Linked DNA regions of Homo sapiens: region 1 is linked to region 2. A link is an interaction called in ENCODE POLR2A ChIA-PET data of the cell type or tissue named here. Cell type or tissue: PC-3. All regions are shown on one strand. Each heading gives the region's core, and the rest is flanking DNA. Links, peaks and the distances in the headings are about the cores only. Region 1 holds the start of PAQR5-DT (PAQR5 divergent transcript). Region 2 holds the start of NOX5 (NADPH oxidase 5).

Evidence for each region. ChIA-PET counts read pairs that join two places held together with the same protein. Peaks named below come from ENCODE experiments on the same cell type or tissue, not always from the same donor. Only the 100,000 strongest peaks of a DNase experiment are listed, where the experiment ranks them.
Region 1: POLR2A ChIA-PET joins it to region 2 with 7 read pairs; 3 of 35 experiments call an interaction of 5 or more read pairs at or near these places.

The regions. Positions count from the first base shown.
Region 1 is chr15:69,289,331-69,299,644 of GRCh38, reverse strand. PAQR5-DT (PAQR5 divergent transcript) reads left to right here and starts at 882. Exons shown (of 3, transcript NR_184010.1): 1 at 882-1,167. It overlaps PAQR5 (progestin and adipoQ receptor family member 5), which reads right to left and starts at 733. Exons shown (of 9, transcript NM_017705.4): 1 at 589-733. In PC-3, for the core only: no CTCF peak of the experiment used is centred there; no DNase peak of the experiment used is centred there.
Region 2 is chr15:69,010,498-69,020,811 of GRCh38, reverse strand. The region is part of intron 2 of SPESP1-NOX5 (SPESP1-NOX5 readthrough); the gene reads right to left. NOX5 (NADPH oxidase 5) reads right to left here and starts at 6,117. Exons shown (of 16, transcript NM_024505.4): 1 at 6,027-6,117. The coding sequence starts at 6,076. RefSeq lists an enhancer at 4,509-5,010. In PC-3, for the core only: no CTCF peak of the experiment used is centred there; a DNase peak (open chromatin) is centred at 6,211.

The DNA of each region.
Region 1 (10,314 bases), core at 3,525-6,024, 280 kb before region 2:
GCTGGGGGCTGTGGCCGGGGGGAGGCCAATGACAGAGCAGGGGGAACTCCCTGTAGCTGGGCACCCACTTCAACAGGGCCGGGACGACCCCCGCAGGCAGTGGGCCGCCCCTCACCCACACGGTCCTGCTCAGCCCAGGCTCACATCTGGGCTCAGGAGGCGGGAAGCACAGGTGTAAAGAAATCGCCAACTGTGCAGCCCCAATCCAAGGGTTTTATTAAAGTGGGGGCGGCGGGAGGGGGGCGGTGGAGGAAGGATAAGCGGCGCAAACGCCCTGGAGAGTGAGAGAAAAGGTGCGAGAAGGCAACAGCTCCCCTCACCGCCCTCGATTGCAGCAGAGAGCCTTCTGCACGGCGGCGGCCGCCCCACCTTCACACCGGCCCCGCGTGCGGTGAAAGTGGCCGAGCCGCGCCGCCGCCGGATCAGGGCCGCCCCGGCACAAACTTTCCCAGACCCGCCCTCGGAGCGGCCACCCAGGCTCAACGGGCTCCACGGGCGCAGGGCGGCTGGGGCTGCCGCGGAGGGCGGGTGCGCGTGGACCGGGAGGTGGGGAGGCGGCGCGCGGCGGGGAGTCCCGCCCCGGGTTACCTGGGTTCCAAGGGTCTCGGGAGTCCAGTGGACAGGGCGCGGGGACAGCACAGGCAGGCCGGAGACCAGACACTCCTCCCGGGCTGCGGCGACCCCGGACTCGCGGGCCCTGCACCTGGCCCTGCGGGTCGCCGCGCCTACCCATGCCGGTCCCCGCCCGTCCCCTCCCGCGCGGGGCGGGGCGGCCCCGGGGGAGGAGCCGAGGGCCGTGGGCACCACCCCCTGAGCCAGGCCTGCGCCTCATCACGTGCCACCGACCCTGGGCTCTGTGACTTCCAAAGACTCGCCACCCCATTCCACAGCCTGAGGTGCCACCAAAGCCATAAGCCCAGGGGAGTCTCTCACACCCCATTCTCCTAGGGCCCATGTACCCCACGCCCACCTCCACCCCAGGAGCCGAAGGCCGGCAGGGAGCCTGGAGAGCCTCCTTGATGGGAGAACTGCGGAGCTTGCCCCTCGGAAAAGTGCATGGGGTGGAGAACAGGGAAGGAGAAAAAAACAACAACTGGGTACTCGCAGCCCCACCGCGGTGTCCGCTTCGCCGGTGGGAGAGGATCCTCGCCGCCCTGAATCCTTGAAGTGAGTTCCACCCCTGTCTCTTGGAGTGCTCAGGGTGGCGGGCCCTTTGCCAGCCCTCACCCTTTCCCCAGGGATCCTGTCCCAGGTCACAGGCTCCTAGACTGGAAGGCGCTGGGCCTGGACCTCTGCCACTCAGTGGACACAGCTATAAGAGATGAAGGGACACAGAGGACAAAGAAGAAACATTTGGCTTCAGGGAACCAGACTCTGTGTCTCCTCCCAGGTGCTGAAGGAACAGGTTGCAGCTACCTGGTGCCCCCACCCCGACCCTGCCAGAGAAAGGTTGGAACATCCACACCTGTGGACCGAAGTCCCCCACCAGGCTCTTTCCTCCCACCCTTCAGCCCCAGGCTCTCTGAGCTCCTGCTCCTCCCTGCCTTGCCTTGTTTGCTGAGGGCACACACAGTGGAGAGAGCACAGGACTGGGAGTCCAGAGACCTGGGCTCTAGTCTACTCTGTGACTCGGGTCAAGTCTCTGGCCCTTTGTGGGCCCAAGTTGCCCCATTTGCAGTGAATAGGTTGCAGTCAATTATCTCCGGCCATTTTTACGGATCCTGAACCGTGGTCTTGGGCACCTTGCTTTATTAGGCTTTTTGGTGGCTGTGCATCTTGTAAGGGTGTGTATGCATGTGCGTGTGTGTGTGCGTGCGACATGCGCTTGTCCTCTCAGACCCAAGTTCTTAAAGGGAAAGAGACTGGGGCCTACACAGAGGCAGGCATGTATATTCCACAGACCAGAGTTTGACAAGAATGACTGGACACAAGAGTGGAGCCCAGTCCCAGCTCTATGCTGAATTCAGAGTAGCCTTGGACAAGACCCTCACCATCTACAAAATGGAGATTAATAATCCCTGCTTTGCCTTTCCAAGGCTAGTCGGGGGACTCAGTGAGATATTAGATATGAAGCTCTTTGAAGGGGAATAGCACAGGGATGTGTGCTTTTGATGTCTGGGCCAGTGATGGGTTTGGGGGAAGAATAGGGTGTGAAGCATTCTCTGGGAGGCAAAGGCTGGCACTGGACTGATTGGCCACCCTGCCAAAGCTGCAGCATGCACAGCACAGGCAGGCACCCCACCACCAGCAGCCAAGGTGAGCAGAGATGCCTGGTGCCCCACCTGGATTCCTGCCTGCTGTAGGTATCTGTGTGTGCACCTTGAAGAAACTAAAGAGGGAAGATAAAGAGGCTCCCAACCTAAATGGAGGTGGTCAGTGGATTACTGATGAATCGATCTGCATATCTTGGCCAAAATCACCCTCCTCTGCTCTTAGGGAGTTTAAAGTCTAACTGAATGATTGAACATGAACCCTTTGGAGAATGATGTGGAGCCAGGAGAGGGGATTGTGGATGGTGAGCACACAGGATGATCAGAGGAGGGGGAAGGGCAGGGAGGGGCCGGGGAGGGGGGTACTTAGACCACATGGAGATGCATTTAGAGTATTGTGTTCAACACTCCTATTTCATAGTGATGAAATGGAGGCCCAGAGAGGGAAAGTGACCTGCCCAAGGTCACACAGTCACAAGAAGTCAGTAGCAGAGCTAGAACTTGGACCCAGGACTTCAGGAATCTATGCTGGATTTGAGCCTCCTGTGCAGCCGAGGGAGACCTGAAGTGTGGGAAGGACTGGGATACGTACCAGTGGGCAGGAAGAAAGAGTGAGGCAAAGTGCAGAGGTGGGAACTTTGTACAGCAAGGGAAAGGAGCTGGAATCACAGGCAGGATCTGGAAGGAGGGAGCTGCCCAGACCTGGAAAGCCAGGCTGAGCACTGCAGACCACAGAGGGTTTCGAGCTGACACCAGTTGGGAAGATACAGGCGTGCGAGGGGCACACGCCCAAATGACCCAGTGAGACAGCAGGTGACATGACAGCAAGGCAGCAAGGAGACGGGGAAGAGCAGCTCCAGGAGTCAGGCAACCTCCAATCAAATGGCCTTGAGCAAGTTGTCTCTCTTCTCTGACCCTCAGTTTCTTTTTTGTGGAGTGAGAGATAATCATCTTTTTTTCCTTTCAGGGTTATTGTAGTGACCACAGAATGCATTTGGAAGTGCTCTGTAAACTGCAGAGTGCTAAGTAAATTTAATATTTGGAGTTGTGTTTTATTTTCCAAAGGGCTCAGTAAACATTTGTGGAACTGACTGATATTGGATTGGACACTCTCCTCATGGCAATGGGCAGAGGGACCACAAACGGAGGGGGGCAGGGATTGGGGTGGTCAGAGGGAGTCCTGGCAAGGGTGTGAAGGAAGGAGAGCTTCAGTCTTAAATGTGAGTCTCCCTCTGACATCTTTACAACATAACTCAAAAAGCCTTTTTGGGGGGAAACAGTCCTACCCCAATCCATGTGACTCAAAATGCCCCATCTCTTCCTTTGCCTGTGTGTTCAAGGGGCGCCATATCAGATGTCACTATTCTATGTGTTCTTCACCCATCCCCACTGGCCATCTACTCCTCAGGCACTCACCAGCTCCTCCTGGGTGGGCCCAGACGTTATATTTGTTTACAAGGCCTTGTTGGATAGCAGAAACGGTACTACAGAAACCATCGCCCTTAGTTAATATGGCAAGATTCAGGTCCCTCACATGTGTTCTCAGCCCCCTGGCACCCAACTCTACCCCAATCCATAAGTCCGCTCACGCCTCCCCTCTCCTTGGCAATGGAGTCACCAGGGCAGGGCTTACTGCCCCACTTGGCAGATGAGAAAACGGAGGCTAGGAGAGAGGCGCTGCCTGGCAGCGCGAAACCTAGAACAGCCTCACCCACACCGTCAGAGTTGCCCTGCTGATGAGGCCATTATCTCATCAGGGCTGGAAGTATTTGCCTCATTTGACAGAGGAGGAAATGGGCACTAAGGGCAAGGACATGCTTTACGGGAACTTCTTGCAGAGCTTTCTTTTCTGCCACTGTATCCAGATAAGGGGTCCATGTTGCCAGTGGTTTCCCAGTGTTGCCGTGACAAATTATCATGCACAGCACCTTCAAACGACAACTATTTACTCTCAGTCCTGGAGGCCAGAAGTCCCAAGTCGGGGCATTGCAGAGTTGTGCTCCCTCTGAAGCTTCCATGGCTCCCTCTGACCGCTGCCCATCCCTGCCCCCTACGTTTATGGTCCCTCTGCCCATGGCTGTGAAGAGACACCATGCCCAATCCAACACTGGTCAGTTCTACAAATGTTTACTGAGGCCTTTGGAAGATAAAACACAACTCCAAATATTGAATTGGCTTATCACTCTGCAGTTTACAAAGCCACTTCCAAATGCATTCTGTGGTCACCACAATAACCCTGAGAGGGAGAATCCTTCCTTGTCTCTTCCAGCTTCTGGTTCCCAGCATCCCTGGGCTCGTGGCAGCATCACACAATCTTGCCTGTCTTCACATGCTGTCTCTGTGTGTCTGTGTCCTCTCGTCTCTGTAGAACAGCAGTCACTGGAGTCAGGATGAGCTCATCTCAAGATCCTTAGCTTAAGTACATCTGCAAAGACCCTTTTTCCAAACAACATCACAGTCACGGGTAGAGGAAGTTAGGATGTGGACATACATTTTGGGGACACTGTTCAATCGACATCAGTGTCTTTCCCCCACTGGCAGCACAAGGGGATCCAGCAAGGTCAGTTTCTTCCTTTTATCCTTCCCTCAACTTCTCACTGTGTCAGAGAGGGTCTCCTATAGCATCTTCTCCTATCTGGTCATGTTATGGAGGAGAAAGGAGGGTAAAGACATATAGGGTCCTTGCTGGGGACATTGAGTTGGGGGACTTACCTCCCTCTAACTCCCTTTCCTACCACCTCACAGTCTGGCCATGGCTTTTTTTTTTCTTTCTGTCACCCAGGCTGGAGTGCAATGGCACTATCTTGGCTCACTGCAACCTCTGCCTCCCAGGTTCAAGCGGTTCTCCTGCCTCAGCCTCCTGAGTAGCTGGGACTCAGGTACCACCACGCCTGGCTAATTTTTGTACTTTTAGTAGAGATGGGGTTTCACCATGTTGGTCAGGCTGGCCTCAAACTTCTGACTTCAAGTGATCCACCCGCCTCAGCCTCCCATGTGCTGGGATTACAGGCGTAAGCCACCGCACCCGGCCTGGCCATGGCCTTTCAAAAGGACCCTGGATCCCCTTCCTCTAACATCTTCCCATCATGGGGTCCCTATGGAAAGATGTCCCTTACGGTGAATAGGCTCAGAGAAAATGCCTGTTCTCCCTTCTCACCCCATCTGTGCCCCAGCCCTTCTTCTGATGCCCAGGTCCTAAGAGCCCCTTTGCCAGGGAGCCACAAAGCTTTGAATTCCATGCGGAAAGCACAGACTTCCAGGCAGAACCCCTTGGGGCAGGAGACACTGTGACTGGCATGGATCCCCAGGTGTGACCCTGTCTTGAGAGCAGGATTGAGGGAGGTGGAGCATGGGAAGCTGGCCTTTGGAGAGTGTGTGTCAGGGGGAAGATGCTGAGACAGGAGGAGGGTGACCTGCCTTGGCCAGAGAGAGAGATCACAAGGGCCTGTCATGTCCGGTACTTGAAGGAAGCCCCAGGCGTGCCCTGTGCCAGGTGGGCTCCTGAGGGCCAGTAGCCATCAAGGACCAGAACACTCAGCAAGGCCTTCAGGGCCATCTGACCTAGGGAGGAAAGCTGCTTGCAGAGAAGTAAAGATGCAGTGAGGGGACCAGCAGGCTTGCAGCATCCAGGTTGCCTCTGTCTCGGTGCCAGCTTCCCAGGCCCAGGCAATATCTTTACAGCAGCTGAGAGTCCACGGTGCCTCTTGGGCAGCCCCCTGCTTGCAAAGGGAGAACTGGGGGGCTGGGCTTGAAGCTACAATAGGATAGAAGCAGCCTGTTTCATTTAGGTGGAGGGTTTAATTGGGGTGGCTTGGAGGAGGGTGATTATAGAGGCCTCTATGAAGGGGGGTTAGCCCACCCTCCCCTGCATGCATCCCAGTCACCCACAGTAATTTCTGTTTTATCCTATTAGCTTAAGAGGGTCTCTGTTCCTGCATCCATAATTGCTCTAATAAGAAAACATAACGTCTGGTCCATTGGTTCTTAATCCTGGCAACAAGTTAGCATCCGACGCTATTTAATTCAAATCTCTGGAGGTGAGGCCCACGTCTCTTTTAAGGCTCCCAGGGGATTCTGATGTGCAGCCAGGGCGGAGACCCCCAGGTAGTCCAACTACCTCGGCCTGCTTGATTCTTGGGGCACCTTGAGAGGCGAGGCCACGGCTGCTTCCTTACCATCTCGCTCCTACAGTTCTCTGGGTTGGGCCCAGCACACAGCAAAGACATATAAATATGTATGTATGTGTGGACACACAGAGCCTTCTACTGCCGCTCCAGCAAATAGCCATGGTGGTGGATTCTTCCCAGCAGCAATTGCAATTGCCCTTACTGTCTGAATCACGGGCCATCAGTTACACAGTGCTTGCTGCTTCCCTGGGTTTCTCCTTGTTGCCCATGCCCCCTCTCCCAGTGAGTGGATGCTGCAGATGCTGAAGCTGTCCCCACTCAGGGAGGAACGGGAAGGAGCGAGCATCTTCTGGGCAGCTTCTGGGATCTGCTCTCAGCCTGAAGCCACTGCCTCTCCTTTAGGGCTAAAGTCCTTTAAGGATTACTCCAGGCAAAACTTCCACTGCCCCAGCAAGCACAGAGACTCCTTCCCTGACCCCATCTCCCTCTCAACCCTAAGGTACCAACTGTCTGCAAGCCCCAAGCAAAACCTCTACTAGGCTGTCTCTTTCAAGAGCCACAAAAATAATCATCACTTTTCATCCAGCAATCACACACCTGAGAACGTAGCCCATGGAAATAATCCTGAAAAAATGAAAAAGCCCTTTGAACAAAGTTTCAGCCTTATGTCTAATAGCCAGAAACTTGAAGCAACCTAAATGCCCAGCTCCAGAGCGCTGGTAAGCAAAGCATGCTCATGTTAAAAGCTAATAGTGAAGACTGTGGCAACGTGGAGAAATGCTGATGATATGGTGTTCGGTGCAAATTGCATTGCGCTGGAGCCCAGCTATGAGAAAATTGTGTATGTATGAATGAGAGATGGAGGGGAATTGCAAAAGTAAAAAGAAAACCAATGCCCATTTACTAGGTTTGGGGGATTGTAATTTTTTTTTATTTGTGGTGGTGTTATAATATTGTTTGTGCAATAAATATTTTATATGAAGAAATAATAATGATAATAATTTCTTGTACATCCAGAGAAGCCTCTTGAATGCACCTATTCCAGCACAGGTGTACCTGAGCATGGATCCTCACATGGACTGTCTTTCTGGAGTGTTTGCATTTGAAAGAAGCCTACACTGCAGCCAGGGTGACAGCTATTTTATTTTATTTATTTATTTATTTTTGAGTCAGAGTCTCGCTCTGTCACCCAGGCTGGAATGCAGCGGCATGATCTCCTGGCTCACTGCAACCTCTGCCTCCTGGGTTCAAGCGATTGTCGTGCCTCAGCCTCCCAAGTAGCTGAGACAAAAGGCGCTCACCCAGAGGCCTGGCTGATTTATTTTTTGTATTTTCAGTAGAGACAGGGTTTCACCATGTTGGCCAGGCTGGTCTCAAACTCCTAACCTCAAGTGATCCTCCCGCCTTGGCCTCCCAAAGTGCCGGGATTACAGGCGTGAGCCACCATGCCCGGCCGGTGACAGCTATTTTATTATGGGCAAGGAAAGGCCCTGAGCTCACCACCCGTAGCTGACCCCTTCCCCACACAGCCACCCACAGGACCACCAGCCTTCCTAGCTCAGTGCACTCTCCTTTGTGCAATGCAGGAAGGGGCAGACAGTCGTGCAGAGCTTACAGGCAACTCAGGCTCCAAGCCTCACTTTCTCTGGGCGGTATTTTACTCCATATTAAGAATATCTGGGCTGGTGCGGTGGCTCATGCCTATAATCCCAGCACTTTGGGAGGCCAAGGTGGGTGGATCGCCTGAGGTCAGGAGTTTGAAACTAGCCTGGCCAACATGGTGAAACCCTGTCTCTACCAAAAATACCAAAATTAGCTGGGTGTGGTGGTATGCGCCTGTAATCCCAGCTACTCGGAGGCTGAGGTAGGAGAATCACTCGTACCGGGGAGGCGGAGGTCACAGTGAGCCGAAATCATGCCATTGCACTCCAGCCTGGGTGACAGAGTGAGACCCCATCTCAAAAAAAAAAAAAAAAAAAGGATTATCTGTAGGGTCAGATGGGGATACTTTGAAAGAGTAAGAAGGGGGCCAAGGGGCCACAGCTTGTATGAGAGCTGAACCCAGGTGGTCTCAGCCAAGGGCACAGGCCTTCTACCTTCTGTTTCTGGGTCTTCCCCCTGAGATTGGGGAGGAGAGAGGTGACCAGCCGCTCTCCTGAGCCTCCTCTGCAGCAGGCTGGAGGGCTATGGACTCTTCTAGGGCTGAGACAGGGTGCTGACTCCAGGGAGGAGGGGGCTGGCACTGGGCCTGGGGCTTTCTTAACATCTGGGTGTGGACGTTTTGAAGTTGTGTTCTCAGGAAAGGCTTGAGGAAGCCTTGCTGTGTTCTCTGTTCCCACCCAGCTCAAAAGACGTAGGAAGTTCTCCCTGGCTGCTCTCCTGGGGCCTGGGCTGGACTTGCTGGCTGTGGGGCAGCTCAGGGCAGGCCAAAGAACCCTATGACATACCCAGTCTGCTCAGGGTGTGGAAGTCAGATTTACACAAAACATTCCATGGGAAGGGAAGGCTTCACTTTGATAAGAGGATTTAAAGTGATAATAACAGCCAATGTTTACCAAGCTCTTGCTACAAGCTAGGTGCCAAGAGCTTTGCAGGATCAGTATCTCATGTGGTACTCACCAAACTCCATGTCTATCACCATCCCATTTTATAGATTGGAAAGTTGAGGCTGTGACGTCTACAAGATCACACAGCTGGATCTCAAATCAGGACTGGCCCAAAGTTTGTGTTCTCAGTTGCTGTCTCCCGCTCTGAGGCCCACTGGCCCCCAGCCATGGCAAGCCTGGGCGTGAATTACCCAGTAGGTTTCACACGGTTCTTAGTACCACTTCTCTTAGTAATCAGAGAGTACATTTAGATTTTCAAAAATTAAATATAGATATAATTCTTCCTTGAACATATATGCTCTGAATTCACCACCACATATATCCTATAGCTAATGTTCAAAACAGGACTCCTATTCACTTCAACCAGCCAATCTGGAGGCTCTTACAGGATCGTGCCTTTGAGGCAAAAATGGTGAATATTCAGATAATGTGGGGAGCAGGCATTTTGTCCACTGTTCTTTTGGGAAATATAGAGTACTTCTAGTCCATTTCATACATTAAACCAGAAGGGACCACGGAAATCTATTAGCTATTCTAGGAACAGTAAGATCCTAAAAGGGCAAGTGACTTGCTTGTCACTTCAGGAATTAAAGGCTGACCTTGCATTCATTGCCACCTGTCCCGCTGGGGTTTCTTCCTCCTTAAACATTTTTGTGCAGTTATTTTGGGGGCAGTTTCTGACACTTGTATTAGAGAGTCCCTTTGGGTCCAGCTTGTCTCACACCTACCCTACGCAGTTTATTTTGGTTCTGTTGTAAAAATCCAAGTGTAAAAGCTTCCATCTAACACCCCCATCTGATGAGCCATGTGGATTATCCTGGGCTCCAGTGACAGTAGCAGCCACTGGGAATCTACTAAAGCAGTGTTTGCAAACTTCCTGGCTATTAAGTAACTTTCTGAACCGTAGCTGGATTTGAGAACACTTCTGAAATCCCTGCTAAATATTTTAGCATGGAGAGGGAGTTGCAAAAGAGAGGAAGAAGATAATCGAGGGCTGTGTAAATATTTAATTTAGCCTCAAGCTGGTAGCCTTAATTACAGAACATTAACGTCTTTATCATAATATTCCCAGGTCTAACTAATGATAAACAACCCTTTCTCAGGCTCACTATCAAAACCCCCAATCAGAAGTCTCCAGCCAGAGCCTCTTTCTATTGGTCCCAGGTTCTGCTCCCTCCATCCTGCAAGGTCGCATACTCCTTCACCTCCTCGGCATGTCCTTGCCACAGGGGCGGAGTGGGAGGAGGGACAGATTGCAGATCCCTGCTTATAGACAGGGAAACCAAGATTTAAAGGGTCAGGGAAGCTGGTAAGTGTCAGAGCCCAGGTTTCCTCATCCACATCCTGAGCATTTTCTGTCCCAGTTTGGGG
Region 2 (10,314 bases), core at 5,102-7,601:
CTCTTGTTCTATGATATTTGCAATGTTTATTTAGTTTCTCTAGTTTAATGCATTAAATTCAATCTCCAAATACTAGGTATTAGTGATGGCTAGTTTCTGGGCTCAAGGGAAACAGACCAAAATCAATGATCTATATCTATCTATATTTATATGCATATAAAAATTGATATCTATATATATATATTCATATTTATTTACATCTTTACCATCTATCTTATTAGCCAAAGCAGTTACAAATGGAAATTTTAAAAAATTGTATTTATAATTGTTATTAAAAGTTGGATAATTAAATAAATGCTTTTGGCAAAATGTCTACACAGAATAAAATAATTAGATAACTACAGTATACTATTTTATTTACATTTTCTGATCAAATTATAAATGCCTAAATGTAAAAATAAATAAAATAATGAGAATTAGCAGAAATTATAGGAAATTTGTATCATCTTTAAGTAGGGGCACAAGATAGGGATCCCAAAAACATTAAGGAAAATGATCTGTAGATCTGCATATGTAAAAATTAATTTCTGCATGACAGAAGACAACAAATTCAAAAGGCAATAGGCTGAAGGAAAATATTTGCAATAAGCATGATGGAATGGTCACACCTGTTATAAAATAACAACAACTAAAAGGGCAACAATAACAGTAAATGCTTTTATTAGGTATTGATAAATTGCAGCTGTGTTAGTGTTCTTTTAACATAGAAGTCCTATAGGTTTGACAGAAGCAAAAACAAACAAACAGAAACCAGCAATGGAAAGTAGCAAAAGATATAAAAGGACAATTCATAAGAGAGAACTTATATTGGTTGATAAACATTTGAAAAGATGTTCAATTCACTTCTCATGCCTGGGGAAATGGGATTTATAACAATTATATCTTTTGTAGTTGGGGGAAGTGGTATCAGAATGCCAAAAATCAAAAGATTGGTAATATCCAATATAAACAGTGCTGGTGAGAACATGAATTGTACTATCTTTCAGGCAATTCAATTTTTAGGAATGTATCCTACAAAAATAAAAGTGTTACTGCATAATGGCCCATATCCATCATCCACCACTGTGTACTAGATTGCCATTCAAAACAGCTAAGCCCGCCCACGTTATCTATAATAGGTGTGAATTGATTTGAATAAATACAGTAGCACTGTGTGGAAGGGAATCATCAGGCTGTCAGCACTGGTCCTTAAAGAGGCAGGACTGGAGGGGAGAAAGAGGATTTCAGTTCTGTATTGCTTTACGCCTCAGTATGATTGATCTGATGGTATCCATGAGCATACACCATTCTTGTGATAATCTTTGAAAACTCTTCATTTTGAGATAATTATGGATTCACATACAGGTATGAGCCATAATGTAGAGATTTCTTTATTCCGTTTCTCCCAATTGTAATATCTCACAAAATTGTAGTACAATATCACAAAGAGGATACTGACATTGATAGAGTCAAGATACAGAACTTTCCACCACAAGACTCTCTCAAGTTGCCGGTTCACAGCCACACCTACATCCCTCCCTGCCCCCTTCCATGGCAGGTGGGCAGTGGGCAAAGTCCTGACTCTCCACTGGGCCTCCTCTGACCATCCCAGTCGGGAGGAGGAGGGAGTACCTCGTTACTGCCGGGTATGACAATTAAAAAGCAAGCAAGGCCGGGGGTGGTGGCTCATGCCTGTAATCCTAATACACTGGGAGGCTGAGGCAGGAGGACTGCTTGAGTTAAGGAGTTTGAGACCAGCCTGCGCAACATAGTGAAACCTCATCTCTACAAAAATTTAAAAAATTAGCCAGGCATGATAGCATGCACCTGTGATCCCAGCTACTCTAGCAGCTGAGGTGGGAGGATGGCTTGAGCCTAGAAGGTCGAAGCTAAAGTGAACTTTAATCACACCATTGCACTCCAGCCTGGGCAACAGAGAACCCATCCCTTATAACATAATAAAATATAAAATAGAATAGAATAGAGCAAACAAAAAATCCCTCTCCATCCCCTGACCTTTAATCCTGTGCCATCAGTGAGCTCTGGCCCGGGATGTGGCTCCCCAGGGCAGCTTCTCCAAAAGGTGATATCAAGGGTGTTACTGGCCTCTTATCCCCCAGCAAATTAATACCTTAGTAAAACAAACATTTTACACGGCACAACCTCATCCCAGAACACACCTGTGAGGCAAGTGGCTCAACAGGTACAGCCCACTGATCAGATGAGAATCCGCCCTCTGAAGCACGGTTCCCAGCTTTGGGCGTCCAGTAACACAAAAGAGTCTTGTGGGGGTGGGGGTGGGGGTGGTCCTCACTTGGTGGGAGAGGTGCACTGTCAGCATCTCCCTAGGTTGTGTCCCAGCTAACTGTAATTCCCTATCAGAGCAGCGTTTTCTAGGTTAAAATAAGGGCTTATGGAGACCAAGCTTTCATCATTCAGGTAAAGCCTCCACGTAGCAGGCTTCAAAGACAACAGAGTGTAAATGTTTCTTATCAGACTTAAAGAGTCTGTTGCTGGCTCACACCAACTCCGCCAGCTGCCTCTCACCTGCCTGAGCAAGTACCCGGTCCCCAGGCCTGGCCCTGCAGCCTCCTTGCCCATTCTCCCTGCCAATCCCTAGGAATCCCACCTGCTGCTTGTTCCTCTTTCTCTGAAACCCAAATGGGAGTTGGAGTTTCCCTAGGATGCCTGAGCAACCGGCGCCTCTGGGGCTCCATGAGTGCGGTCCGGTCCATGGACCGCCCACAATTGCATCATCTCAAGAGTTGAAAGTGCACATTCTCTGCAGCCCCAGATCTTCAGGACCAGAAGCTCTGAGGTTTGGGCCCTGGGAGTGTGAATTCTAGCAAGCATTCTCAGAGCCGCTGGTATTACTGAGTGAAAAGAAACCCTCAGACAGCACTTCCATGGTTTTCTAAAGTGCCTCGTGCCTGCTGGGTGATCCTGTGCCAGTTATTTGACCTCTGTTTCTCTGTTTGACCTCTTTATAGGCATGTGTCTTATGCTATATATGTGTGGCATGTATTTGAGTGTGTGTGTGTGTGTGTGTGTGTGTGTATAAAATATATCAACAAAGAGTCAAACTATAAAATACTTGAAGATACTTACTCTGAGCCAAATACGAGTGACCAATGGCCTGTGACACAGCCCTCAAGCTATCCTGAGAACATATACCCAAGGCTGTTGGGTCACAACTTGGTTTTGTACATTTTAGCAAGACATAAAACATCAATCAATACATGTAAGTTGTACATTGGTTCTGTCCGGAAAGGTGGGACAGCTGGAAGCAGGGGCTTCCGGGTCGTAGGTAGATTCAAAGATTTTTCTGATTGGCAATTGGTTAAAAGAATTAAGTTTTTGTCTAAAGACTTAGGAACGTCTGGCCGGCCGCAGTGGCTCATGCCTGTAATCCCAGTACTTTGGGGGGCCGAGGCAGATGGATCACTTGAGGTCAGGAGTTCGAGACCAGCCTGTTCAACATGGCAAAACCCCATTTCTACTAAAAATACAAAAATTAGCCTGGTGTGGTGGCATGCACCTGTAATCCCAACTACTTGGGAGGCTGAGGCATGAGAACTGCTTGAGCCCAGGAGGTGGAGGTTGTAGTGAGCCAAGATCACGCCACTGCACTCCAGCCTGGGTGACAGAGTGAGGCTCTGTCTCAGAAAATAAATAAATAAATAAATAAATAAATACTTAGAAATTTCTATGTTAAAATAAGGGGTTATGGAGACCAAGGTTTCGTCATTCAGGTAAAGCCTCCAGGTAGCAGGCTTCAAAGACAATAGAGTATAAATGTTTCTCATCAGACTTAAAGGGTCTGTTCTATCAGTAATCCCACAAGGGAGGAGAGTATAATGAGGCATGTCTGGTCCCTCCTTCCCATGATGGCCTGAACTAGTTTTTCAGGCTAACTTTGGAATGCCCTTTGCTGAGAGGAGGGGTCCATTCAGATGGCTGAGGGGATTAGATTTTTATTTTTGGTTTACAAATATATGTTTTAGTGTGTGTATGTATGTATGTATATATATATATGCATATGTCATATATGCTTTAGTGTGTGTGTGTATGTGTGTGTGTGCATGCATGCTTCAGTTTCCTCATTTATTAAAAGCGTTAGTGATAGCTCACCTTGCAGAGTTGTGACAGGGCATAGGATGTCTGTCTAGCACATGATGATTAGGTATGTACACCTTTCTCTTCTCTTTTTCATGCCTATTAACTCACGTCACTTTCCAAGTCAGCAAGTCCTAGATGGATTCCCATTTCCCACAGGGAGCACAGACAGATGTCCTCTCAGGGCCCCTGCATTGACTTGGGGCAGAGCCAGGCCTAAGTCCCAGGCTTCAGACTCCTCAGGTTCTTCTTGCGGACCACCTGTCTAGGTTCTCACTCTCTCCTCGCCTATAAATGTGTGGTCCTAGTAAGTCACTGGAGCTGCAGGCAGCAAGGAGGGTGCTCCAGGCAGCCCCTGCCAGAGGCCAGTCCAAAGCTCCCAGGGCCCAACTCACTGTGGAGGAGGGGGGTGAGATGAGGCATGGAGAGAACCTGTAGCTGGGAGTGTCAAGGGCCAGGGCAATGCCCCCACCCAGCCTCCCACTGAGATAGGCCAGCTCCTGCACGCTCCCAAGGCAGGGGCTCCAGGCCCTCCAGTGTGCCAGCCACTTTATTTAGTATATTGGCCCCTTCTGTCTTTGGTGCAGCCCAGTGAGGTAGGTATTATTACTATCCCTGTGTACCAGAAGCAGCCCACAGCTGGAAAAGAGGAAGAGAGCTTCGCATCAGACCTTCTCATCCCTCGTGGCTTCAACATCAGCCAAGGAGCCTCTTTTAAGAGCTTCCTAGGTTTTTTCACACCAGCCCCAGAGAACCACTGTCCTGGGCCCAGCCCCACACACTTCTCCCCACCCCCGACCCAACAATGACTCTGCTTCGACCTTCACTGATGGGCGTTCACTGCCTGTGCAGACTCCAAGCTTCGAGTGCCTGCTTCTCATGTCCCTGAGCTGAAGCCGCCTTCCCATCACTGCCCCCCCAAAGACATTCACACCTCCCACTGACTTATAGCCACCCTTTGGTGGTTTCAAGGCAGCCCTCCACGGCCCAAAAGAGCACTCACCTAATGACTAGTGGTTCCCAAACTGCAATATGTTCTTGCCAGAAACATGAGAGTTTGTAAAAATGTGCATTCTGACTCGCCAACCTTGGTGGGGAGGAGGCAGGAATCTGCACATTTCACCTGCACCCCGGATCTTGTGACCCACGCATGGGTGACCCACCCATGCACCTGGAGAAATGCTGCCCTAGGGGTTAAACAGCCTCCACTTTCTTCATCTCTCGGGACCCTCGGGAAGGCATTCCACAAAGCAGAGAGAATTCTGGAAAAAGGGCTGCATGCAAGTGCTAACGCAGGGAAGGCAGGGAGGAGGTATCTGCTGTTCACCTCCCACTTTTCAGAAACAAGATCAGTGTGGTGGGCCTGTGCAAGGGGAGAGGTAACTCTGGGAAGGGGCTGAGAAGAGACTGGGACAGCCAGAGTGATCTAGGTGGTGAGGGAATAGGGTGGGAAGGAAGGTAACACTGTAGGTAGCAGGAAGGAGCGGGAATCTTCAGATTTCAGAGCTCAAGGGGAACAATGTGCTCACCAGAGGCCAGAATTTACCCCAGGAGACCAGGATTTTAGGTCCAGCCTTGCTTTGCACCAGCTGAATGACCAGCCCACAAGCATCTCTCCAACAAAGGGCTATGAGGACCAAATGAGATGCTGTTTGGAAAAGTACAACTGGAAAGCATTGTACAAATGCTGGGTATTGCTATTACACTGACTTGGCCAGTTCTTTATTTTACAGATGAGAAAACAGACCCAGAGAGGGCTGGTGACTTATCCAAGATTGCCCAGCTTGCTAGTAGCAAGGCAAGAATAGAGCTCAGATCTTCTGATTTCTGCCCAAGGCAGACACAGTTACCTTTTGTAGATCCCACAAAGGCAAATAATCCCACCTTTCCCTTGTCCCTGGCATGGAAAGCTGGACAAATGAGCCACTCACCCTCTACAGCCTTCAGGGCCCGTCTGGGCTGGGTCTCCAGATGTGTTCATCTTCTCCTGTCTTCTAGATCACAGGTCCCAGAAAGACTGCTGTCCATTGAGCTGCCTGCACTGTGTAGCCACCCCCCTGACTCCTCCTCTTCCTGACTCCTAAAGACCTGCTCACACCCACAGTCCCTCATAAAACTGGTGGCTGAGTTGGTCTAGAAAAATCCCAACCAGGAAGCATGGAATGCAATGGGGCAAGAGTTTTATTAGGAAGGATGAGCTGTCTTCCATCTGGCCCAGTATCTTCTCTTTCCTTTCCTCAAAAATACTATGGTGAAGCTAGGTTATCTAGGAACATACTGTGAAAAAAATCACCAACAACTCCAGGCAGGCCCTGCTTATAAGTCAAGCAAGACTTCGCCAATAACAATAATATCAATTATCAACAAAAATGTTTAAGCACTTACTCTGAGCCATGCACTGTGCTAAGAACTTTGCACGTATTGCTCAGTTTAATTCGTAACACAGCCCTATCTGGTGGGTGTTGGCATCATTCTATTGATTAGGGAAGTGAAACAGAGAGGTGAAGTAATGTGTCCAGTGGGCTCAGCACAAATTTTACAACTACATTGGGCTGACTGTGGAGATTGTATAGTTAACCACCCATGGAGCTATACTCAGTCTCAACATATTGTGTACAACTATATTGAAACAGTCACCTGCAGAGGTTCCTAGCCCATAGAGCCTAGGGAAAAAAGTGGGACCTGCAAGCTATTTTGTTTTAAACTTAAGGGAAATTGTATAATTACTTAGGTAATACTGCTCTGCGATTAAAATTCAAAGTGTTTATACTTTTTGTTTTGCCTGGAAAGAGATCAGCTTTGGCTGATAACCCTGGCCATCTGGTGCAGATTGGGATGTCCTAGTGGTGATTTTAGATGTCTCTGGTTAATTTCCAAAATCAGGGAAATGATTAGTTATCATTATGGTTTTGTTTTAAAGCAGAGTGCTACAAGAAATTTCTCCCAGTATGTGGCTCATGGTGGGGGTACCCTAAAGGGATCCTTTGGTGCTGGCCATGTCAAGTCTTCTGAACCAGCAGGGGCTCACTGGAAGCCTCTTTGCTGTCACTCACATATTTTTCTACCCACAGATTCAGCCAGTTCTCATTTGTTTGGGGCCAGTCCCAAGACAAGTTCTACAGAATTTCAGTGATCTTTTGGTAATCTCTGGAAATGGGGTGCTCCCATGCCTGGAGAGCAGCAATTTTGGAGGCTACTTTGACTGTTTCAATAGTTTTCCTGGCAAAGTAAAGAGAGAAATACAAACACATTTCATTAAATCAGTTCAGGAATAATATGTAGGAAACAGAAAATTCTTTTGAGGAAATAAGCCAAGCAGTAAATATGAATTATACTTTCAAGTTATGGCCAGTTAAGGGAAAAAAGCAAGAATGAGAAGATGTGAGACAGAGCTGCCGGTACCCACTGTAATTGTAACTATCTGTGTGTGTCTCTTTCTGTCCCTCTGGACTGTGAGCCCCTAAAGGCAAGATCTGTGCCTCATTAGTTTTGAATCCCAGGAAACTAGCACAGTGCTCACTATATCATGGGCATTCCATGTATGTTTGTGGAATGAATAAACCTGCCTCAATTCAACAAATACTTAGGAAACACTATATCCAGGCCCTGATTGTATACACAGAGACAAGTAAGATAATCCAGCATGGTAAATGAAGATACAGAAGTGTGTTGTGAGACAGCATTGGGAAGGGAGAACCGAGGAGACTTCCCAGTGAAAGTGACTGATCTGTAGTGGGTTTTAGAACATGAGTAGGAGTTTGCCAGGTGGAAACGGAAAAGGACATTCTGGGCAGCTAGAAGATCGTGTAGAAAGGCATGAAATGAGAATGCATTCTGTGTCCTGGGAACTATAAGCAGTTCAGGTAATGACCTGGAGACGCACACATTTGAAAGCAGAACTGGAGCAGGGAGCAGGAGTCAGGTCATGACAAATTTGGCAGGAAGAGAGCTAAAGGCCTAGGATTACCTAGGAGCTAGGAAGCCAGTAAGCAATGCTAAGCAATGGAGCAACACATCAATACTTGCCAAAGTTCTGACAACAATCTAGTTCATATCCTAGTATCTGGACAAAATGCAAGTTTTTAAAGGGAAGTAATAAACATGAAAAAAAATTTTTTTTTTTTTTGAGACGAAGTCTCACTCTGTTGCCCAGGCTGGAGTGCAGTGGCATGATCTTGGCTTACTGCAACCTCCGTGTCCTGGACTCAAGTGATTTTCCTGCCTCAGCCTCCCTAGTAGCTGGGATTACAGGCATGCACCACCAGGCCCAGCCAATTTTTGTATTTTTAGTACAGGTGGGGTTTCACCATGTTGGGCAGACTGGTCTCGAACTCCTGACCTCAAGTGATACACCTGCTTCAGCCTCCCAAAGTGCTGGGACTACAGGTGTAAGCCACCGCACCTCGCCAGAAAATGTATTTTTAAAAGCGTCTTTTTTCTAACAAAACTTTTGGAAGGAGAGATTTTTTTCTCTCAATGACACTTTTTTATAATTACACAAATTATAAACATTAATTATTAGGCCAAGGTTTGTGGATCACTTGAGCTCAGGAATTCGAGACCAGCCTGGGCAACATGGCGAAAACCCATCTCCACCAAAAATACAAAAACATTAGCTGGGTGTGGTGGTGTGCACCTATAGTCCCAGCTACTCAGGAGGCTGAGATGGGAGGATCGCTTGAGCCCAGGAGGCAGAGGCTGCAGTGAGCCAAGATCACACCACTGCACTCCAGCCTGGGTGACAGAGTGAGACCCCATCTTGATTTTAAAAAATAATAATTATTATTATTTAAAAATTAGAAAAAAAGCCTAAAAGCACAAAAAAAGAGTAAAAATCGGTGTAATCCACTTGCCCAGATTAAAATCACTGCTAAAATGGAATGTTTGTTTATTTCCAGTTGCATGCAGAAGGTAGCCCAGCGTGGGATTCAGAGTGGGGTTGTGTCTGACAAGCTCACTTGCCTGAGCTAGTTTGCCTTGTTGAGGCCGATTTGCCACTAAGGAGGAAGTTGGATTGGGGGGCTTCAGATAGTTCCTGGGGAACAAGGGAGAGTGTGAGTCTCTTCTCCAGCTTTGCCCTGGAACTCTGATCTGAGACCCTGAAGAAAGAAGGTGGGGGGCTCTCCCTAATTTTGCAGGGAATTTGGTGTGGTTCTGGTATTATTTGGTTATTCAGGGGTCGTGAATTTTGGAGGCCCAGGGGAGAGCCCCTGCACTGGGAGGTGCTTTCCAAAGAGACACAAACTATGGGACAATGGAAGAAGAGATCCCCTCCAAAGGCTGTCAGAGTGACTGGATGTGAGTGGCCGGCTTGTGAGTGCCTGTGAGGTGCCTACCCAGGAAATAGCTGGGGAGAACTGACAGTTGGCTGAGGGAGCCTGAGACCCTGCAGTCAGCCAAAGGGGTACATCCATGCTAATGTCCCTTCCTTCACACCCACAAGCTGGAGCCAGAAAAGTAAGAAGTGGTCACTCGGGACTTCTGGTTGAGATGCATCAAGTTTACTCTGAGTTCACCCTTTGAGACCTCCCCATCTGTGCCATACACAAAGCGATGAGAGATAAAGTCTTTTTTTTTTTTTCAGATGGAGTTTGGCTCTTGTTGCCCAGGCTGGAGTGCAGTGGTGTGATCTCGACTCACTGCAACCTCCACTTCTGGGGTTCAAACGACCCTCCTGCCTCAGTCTCCCGAGTAGCTGGGATTACAGGTGCCTGCCACCACTCTCAGCTAATTCTTTGAATTTTTAGTAGAGATGGGGTTTCATCATATTGGCCAGGCTGGTCTCTAACTCCTGACCTCAGGTGATCCACCTGCCTTGGCCTCCCAAAGTGCTGGGATTACAGGTGTGAGCCACCGCGCCCGGTTTAAAAGACTGCCTGCTCTTGAAAAACAGATAAACATCTCTATTGACCAGAGATAAGGCAGAAATATGCAATGGCAAGTGAAACTGAAGCTACAGTTCTGCGCAGCTCCAAGTCCAGAGGCAAGTAGAGGCTGCTGCAGGTGAAGGGATGTGAACCCCTCATCTGAGGGTGCAGCTTGTGGCTGCAGTGAGTGCCAAGAATGAAGTACTCAGACAATTCCAGCTGAGCAGGGCGGGGAGCAGCTCCTCTGAGAGAGTGCCGCTCCAAGGTCTGTCCACCGAATATTTATTGAGAGAGCTTGTTTAAACTACAATTCAAACAAAAGGCATCCACCAGGCGGCTCTTTGCAGTTGGG